Linked DNA regions of Homo sapiens: region 1 is linked to region 2. The links are chromatin contacts, found by Hi-C or POLR2A ChIA-PET in ENCODE. All regions are on one chromosome and are shown on one strand. Each heading gives the region's core, a stretch centred on a gene start or an enhancer-like site at or near the end of the contact. The rest is flanking DNA. Distances are from core to core; before and after follow the strand shown.

Region 1 (3,495 bases), core at 174-2,673, 34 kb before region 2:
TGAAAATGGATACACCGCAAACGACTGTGTGGAGAGAATAAAACCTGATGAGCAAAGAGCCTGTGAATCCGGCCCTTGTCCTCAGTGGGCTTATGGCAACTGGGGAGAGGTGAGAGTGAACTATCCGTCTATAAATACAGAGGAATTGTGTTAACCAAACTGTATTTATCATTCAGATTTTATTTTCAAGGAGAAGAACTAGCTCTAGTAGAAGCTTCTGGGGTGGGGATTAACTAGGAAACCTGTCTTCTTAAATTCTGGACTATTTTAAAGTGTTCCTATTACCACTAAGAGACAGTTTGGGTACACAGGTGAGGAAAATTAGGTGAGAATACAGATAAATACTGGTTTAAGTTATTTGTTCACCTCTGATGATTAAAAAATAGATGCTTTTAAAGTGATTGAAAATATGTGTTAAATCGGTCCATGGAAGTCTTGCCCTCTTCTTCATAGTTTTGGGGTGTTTGTGTTATGCCCTGTTCCCATGGCATAATGTCTCCCAACATTCCAAGTCACTAATGAAGCCAGATTGAGTAGGTGTTATAATTCCTATGAAAGATGATGTATTTTTATTGCAGAAGTGAGTAGTTAGCTGTGTTTTCTCAAATATGGAATTATTTAGCTGCTACCTTTTCAGGGTTGCCTGTGACGACTGATAGGGGACAACTGAGTATTGGAAGCTGAGAAAACCGTGTCCTGTTCTCAGCTCTGGCTCTTAAAAGTTTTGTGACCTTGGCAAATAATGTAGTATCTTTGCCAAATATTTATATCCTCATCTGTAAATAAGGATAGTAATAGCACCAACTTCTTAGTATTTATGACCATGATATGAGGTAGTATCTATCAAATGCGTAGCACATCGCCTTTAATCAATTAACTGCCACTATAATGTAGTAATAATTAATGTTAAGAATAATTATTAATAATACTGTGACTAAGTGGGGGTTTGAGCCCTTATTATACATAGGGCCTAGATGCTTATTGTTTTGTGTTTAATTAACTAAGAATATATCTCTCTATTCTTGAATCCACAGGGAGAGCACATATTTAAAGTTTGTTGAGTTGTTCTGTCTTGACTATAACATTTATCAAATAAAACACGAGAAATAACACTTTGGAGGTCCCAGTGCCAAGGGGGGGAAAAAGACAAATGAGATTGATGGGCATGTTAGTCCACATCCTTGGCTGAATGAAATCACGTGTCCACATTTCATGGTTTCAGCCATATAACCTAGTAGTCATAGGCAGTCATAACGGGATTATTGTTGACTTTCATTGACAGTTATGTCATTCTGGAGAGCTTTGTTGAAGGGAAAGAAAAGGGAATGAGGCTTTGTGACTCATGTATTGTGGATTTCCCAAAACCTCCTCGCAAAGTTCTGTCCTGTGGGGCCTGTGATTAAGCTTCTGTAATTGGATTCAAGCCAGGAGAGTACACGAACTTGCTGGGATGCTTTGCTGTCAGCACAGACCAGATCATTCCAAATTCTGTGGGAGATCTGGCCTTGACACAGCAGGGAAACCAAATGTCAGTGTTGCTGGATTTGAGCGCAGCAGCACTGTCCAAGAAATACAACGTGTTCCTGCCTCAGAAGTTTAGATCTAGCCAGGAGTCAGAACCTTATCCAGTGTTCCCACCATGCTGTTTATTCATCCAAGGGGAAAGTCATAGTTGTCCTCACATTCAGAGATACAGTAAAATAGGTTAGTGTCATAAAGGGCTATGGAGACGGAGTCAGAGAACAGCCAAGGATTGGTGACAGCTTCTTAAAATTTGCCAGAAAATAGAACCAGTTAAGTCATTGTCTCCTTTGTTTGGTATTGGGTAGTTTTTGTTTGTCTATTTTTGTTTTGTTTTGGTTTGGTTTGGTATTTCTCAAAGAATCTTTGTTGGGAGGCCGAGGTGGGAGGATCATGAGCTCAGGAGATCGAGACCATCCTGGCTAACACGGTGAAACCCCATCTCTACTAAAAATACAAAAAAATTAGCCGAGTGTGATGGCACACGCCTGTAGTCCCAGCTACTCGGGAAGCTGAGACAGGAGAATCACTTGAACCTGGGAGGCGGAGGTTGCAGTGAGCCGAGATCGTGCCACTGCATTCCAGCCTGGATGACAGAGCAAGACTCCGTCTCAAAAAAAAAGAAAGGATCTTTGTTACTTGCTAACAGATTGGACTTGATCGAGTTAATTAACCTCCCTTCACCTTAATTGCTTCATATATAAGATGGGGCAAATAATTACACTCCTCTTGATTAGATAATATATGCAAAAGTCCTCAGTGCAAGTTAAGAGAAAGCACTTAATAACTAATACCTGCCATTAAAGTAGGAGAGTCTTGGTCTGTTTTACGTATCACTATTGGTAATTCACCTTGGTTCCATCTGTCAGAGGCTTACCTTGCCCAATGCCATAATTGAGTTTGGCTAAGAAATTAGGGAGAAAGGAAATTTGTCATTGGCCTTTCAGACAAAATAACTGCAGCCTTCCTTTTCCTTCTTCCAGTGCACTAAGCTGTGTGGTGGAGGCATAAGAACAAGACTGGTGGTCTGTCAGCGGTCCAACGGTGAACGGTTTCCAGATTTGAGCTGTGAAATTCTTGATAAACCTCCCGATCGTGAGCAGTGTAACACACATGCTTGTCCACACGACGCTGCATGGAGTACTGGCCCTTGGAGCTCGGTACGGCCCTAACTATTCATGTTTGTTAACCAAACTATCTAATTCCAAGGTATTCTGGGGCACTCCTCTGTGGCAGATAATTGTCACACTTACAAGGGCATCCCAGAAACTCTGCTATAAATAGTCTATTATTTTCTCCATATTGGCACATAATAGAATTAACTTTTTATGATATTGCCAAAGTGACTTTAAAGAATAAGTGTACCTCATACAGGACCTGGTGCCAAGAAGTAGCTGCCTTTTCTTAGCCTAAATACACACACACACACACACACACACACACACACACACACACATCATACACACACACATACATAGTGATTTTAACAGACAACTCAATAGCACACATTCTTTCCTTTTCTAAGCTGTAGTAGTTTTGACTTTTTGGGAAAGATACCTGCTTACTGAGGCCAAAGCAATTTTTCTTCAGTGACTGTAATTTGCCTGTGTGACTCGGGTACAGCTCTGAACATAATTTTTACAAAGTCTGTGCCCACAAAATAGACTAAAATCATTTAAAAATGCAAAAGACCAAAAATGGAACAGGTGACCTGGTGCCTTTTAGGGTGTCGGAAATGTTCTCTCTCTTGCACAGAGATAGGAAGCCCGTTTGGGACCATTTTTTGCTTTGGTCCTAGTCTTCCTTTGCTATCTGCTTAGCCAGCAGCTGACATGGTGAGACAGGTTTGCCACTGTAAATATGATGCAAACTTCTGGGGCAGCTCTTGGCAAACAGAAGCATCAGCTGTGTCAAAACAATACTTTGGCTGAGTTGTGCCCATAAGCTGTGGAGCCGTTAGGGCTGTTTCATGTA
Region 2 (3,500 bases), core at 253-2,752:
GATAGTAAATTTCCATTAATAGTCTCAAAGAAAGTTGAATGTTGCTACAGGTTAATTGGAAAATAATTTTTTCAAGTTTGAAAGGTCATGATTCTATTATTTAAGAAGACTTCCTCTTAGGAATATGGCTTTAATGTATGTTAAGCTTATTTTCTCAACACCAGACCAAAAAATGGAGGCTGAGCTATCACAAAAATTTGGAAATAATTTTTAATAGCTAAGTGTAATAATATACCATTCTTTCCAAATGTTGCCTTTAGTTTCTGGCTGTCAAAACCTTAATCAAGACAATAATTCTTGGCCTGGCCATAAGTGAGATTATGAAACCCAGCAATGAGGAAACCATTAAAAAATTAATTTAGAGGAAAGTTAATTGCAGATTTAATATGGTGTTTTGCAAGTTGGTCAGCAAAATGTTTCAACATGATTAACAATATTTTTCAAGGGCTGAAAACATTAAGCCCGAGGAAATGGTTTTTCCTGTCAGCTTTTATTCTTCATATATTCATCTGAGGTTGTAAATAGACACAAATTCTTTAGTGAATTCTGTGGTTAAAAAAATATCGCCTTATCTCCATGAATAGGAGCAAGAAAAGGAAGAGACTGGAGAAAATAATTCTACTTATAAAGTCCTAAAATCTTCAGTGGTTTACTTCTCCTTGGGTTATATTTTTAATCTGCCAAGAAATTCTTCTTGTACAACACTGTCTCTCCAGTTTTCATGAGTCTCAAATCCTCCAGGATAGAAATCATTTCAAGTTTTCATTTCTCATGGCAGCACTATTTCCAGGTTGTGCTAAATGATTCATAATGATTTTTATTAACCTCTTCAATCCTCTAAGAATTACATTAACTTGAGGGATTCCTCCAAACTTGAGCACCTTCCTCACTCTCCAGCGTGGATAAGATAAGCAGTGAGTTTCCAGGTTTAAGACATGATCTAGGATCCCTTTCATTGCAAATTAGAAAGCGATGTGATAGCTATGAAAGTCATTGGATTAGGAGTGCATTCCCCTCCTCTGTGACCCTCGACACCCCCCGCCCCCCCAAAAAATAAATGAGCCGAAGCTCCCACTTACGTTCTCTGTCTTCTTAGTGCTCTGTGTCCTGTGGCCGAGGCGTACAGCAGAGGCATGTGGGCTGTCAGATCGGAACACACAAAATAGCCAGAGAGACCGAGTGCAACCCATACACCAGACCGGAGTCGGAACGCGACTGCCAAGGCCCACGGTGTCCCCTCTACACTTGGAGGGCAGAGGAATGGCAAGAAGTAAGTAGAGCCACAAAGGGGTACCTGCCAGGCATTTCACGTGTGCGCCCCTTGCTATCCTCACATCTGTTCCCTATAAAGCCAGAGAAGTCACCGAGCACGGTTACAATGCTGGCTCTTTCCCAAAAGGTTCACTGTCAGACTCGCGCATTCGCTCCAACAAGGGTGGGAGAACTTCTTGTTTTTAAGCAATTCCTACGTCTGTCTGTATTCCTGAGTGTTCCAAGTCTGGCCGCCTCAAAAAAAAAAAAAAAAACTTTAACAGGCTGTGGGCCGAATGCATTCAGATATCTTTCACAGAAGGAGGGGGAGATAGAAGGAATATTTTAAATACGTGTCTCCAGATTTGGTCATTCTGTATCTGTTTAAATAGCCGCAGGGCAGACTTTAGGTAGAACCTACTCTGTATTTTTCCTCTTTCTATGACTTTGGCTGTCAGGTAGAAGATAGGCATTCATGTGAAACCTTGATTAATTAGTGAAAGATTTCTAACATTTAAAAAAAAAAAAAAAGGATGGTATCTGAAGAAACTGCTCCGTTGATGGTCCGTGCAGAAGTGGACAGGCCTTGCTTTTTCCCTGGCTTCAAGTTAATGTTTGGTTAAGGAAAACATTGTGTCCATGGGGAAAAGTTTGGCCAGGGAGGTTTTATAGGAGGTAACCTCTGTTTCCAGAACAGAAGATTAAACTGTAGAAAAGGGGGGGAAAGAATTAGAAAGCAAAACAATATCCACTGATGTTGGCATAAAAAACAAAATGCATGCTGCTTGAGGTGCAGAGATAATGAAAAATAAGGCAGGAAATTCCCCACCATGAAGAGTTTTTCAGAACATAAAGAAAGGGTATGGTTTGGAGAACAGTTAGACTGTACCCCTGGCACTGTGCTGGGTACTTTTTGTTCATTGCTTCCCTTAATCTTTTTAACCACCAGACAAGGTGAGCATTATTATTATTATCATCATCCCATTTTGCAGGTGAAAAAACTGAGGTTCACAGAATCTGTGTCATTTGTCCAAGTGTCACATACCTAGCACCTAGCAAGTGGAAGAAGCAAGACTTCATGCTAAGCTTGTTCTCTTAAACCATTAAGAAATACTAGAACTGCATTCTTTACCCCATTGGGATTCAGCCGCCCAGCCCTGTCTTCCTCTTCCCTCGCCTCCTCATGGATTACTTCCATTGGTTGCAGTAATTTCTTTTCTTTAGGAAACTCACCCTCTCCATCTACTCAGTCTTTTTCCTGTTTTCCTTCTTTACTTTTTTATTCCCACCAGACAGTGGCAGGGAGGAATGCCTAAAGCAGTTACATTTCAGATTAACAGCTCTTGAGCCACACCAGTTATTTGGAACCCTAGAGACTATAAAATTCTACAGACTTGGTTCATATCCTAGCACTGCCACACATTAGCCAAGGGAATTAGAACAAGGATTCTTGATTTCTCTGAGCCTTGGATTATCCATTTGTAGAATGGGGATAAAATAACTTTTCAGAGTTGTTCTGAGAAAACTGGAGGTAATAGTGTTATCTATTATGGTTTGGGGATTGGCAACGTCAGATATAGAAGGAAGAGGAGACTCCCTCATCTCTCTCGCTCTCCCCCTCAGTGTGACCTCTTGATTCTCTTTTTTTCAGACCTACCATGGCCTGCTCTCTCCATCTCCCTCTTTGTGTCACGCTAAACTCAACCCTGCTCCGAGGAGCGGAAAGTAAGAGAGTGTTCAGAAATGAATCTAAGCTGACTGCTTGTGCTTTAGCCAGCTTTTGAAAATGCTAGAGCCAATCACGAAAATGCACACTCTGTTTACAATTCCTTTTGCATCCCGAAGAATGGAAAAACCTTGCCACATATGCACTGAGGAAATTCCTCTTCTCTGATCATGCACAATATGCCTAAAATTTACTTCTTTGCATGTGTCGTGCAGATGGATCTTTTTTAAACCTTACTCAAATATTCCTGTTAAACTCTGTGGAAGAATAGACGGCTTCAGGAGATAACCTGGCCTGGGCCTCTATTTAAGAAGCTTACTAGAGGGTTGCCATTCTCACAAAGAGAAAAGACTCTGTGAGTAACAGGAAAAGCAGAGTCTAATAGTCACCCTCCTGGGAACACGCTTTCTCATCTGCCTTCACCCAAAGTGGAGGGTCTAAGGAAGGAATACTGGGGTGGTGAAAGTGGACGGAATATCATAGGAGTATCTCCTATGATATTCCTATGGTATTCTACAGGAGG

What was found. Hi-C counts contacts between places; a loop is a spot of excess contacts on that map. ChIA-PET counts read pairs that join two places held with the same protein, here RNA polymerase II (POLR2A). Pooled maps may share reads with other maps.
Region 1: a loop to region 2 is called in a pooled map of ovary, with 2.0 times the contacts of the local background. The contact joins the enhancer-like site here to the promoter of ADAMTS9-AS1 in region 2. A Hi-C loop is called at or near these places in 2 of 168 maps with a recorded cell type or tissue (Caco-2 and testis), 1 of 37 single-sample maps with no recorded cell type and 4 of 50 pooled maps. POLR2A ChIA-PET finds 5 or more read pairs at or near these places in 1 of 52 experiments (Caco-2).

Annotation. Positions count from the first base shown.
Region 1 is chr3:64,593,444-64,596,938 of GRCh38, reverse strand. ADAMTS9 (ADAM metallopeptidase with thrombospondin type 1 motif 9) reads left to right here. Exons shown (of 40, transcript NM_182920.2): 27 at 1-109; 28 at 2,505-2,681. Among named protein-coding and RNA genes, the nearest start is that of ADAMTS9-AS1, 34 kb to the right of the region's middle. Within about 2 kb of position 1,423, at least 9 of the 41 ENCODE cell types and tissues checked have a DNase peak (open chromatin) inside an H3K27ac peak, as active enhancers do.
Region 2 is chr3:64,559,348-64,562,847 of GRCh38, reverse strand. ADAMTS9-AS1 (ADAMTS9 antisense RNA 1) reads right to left here and starts at 1,502. Exons shown (of 2, transcript NR_110151.1): 1 at 1,080-1,502. ADAMTS9 (ADAM metallopeptidase with thrombospondin type 1 motif 9) reads left to right here. Exons shown (of 40, transcript NM_182920.2): 30 at 1,097-1,270.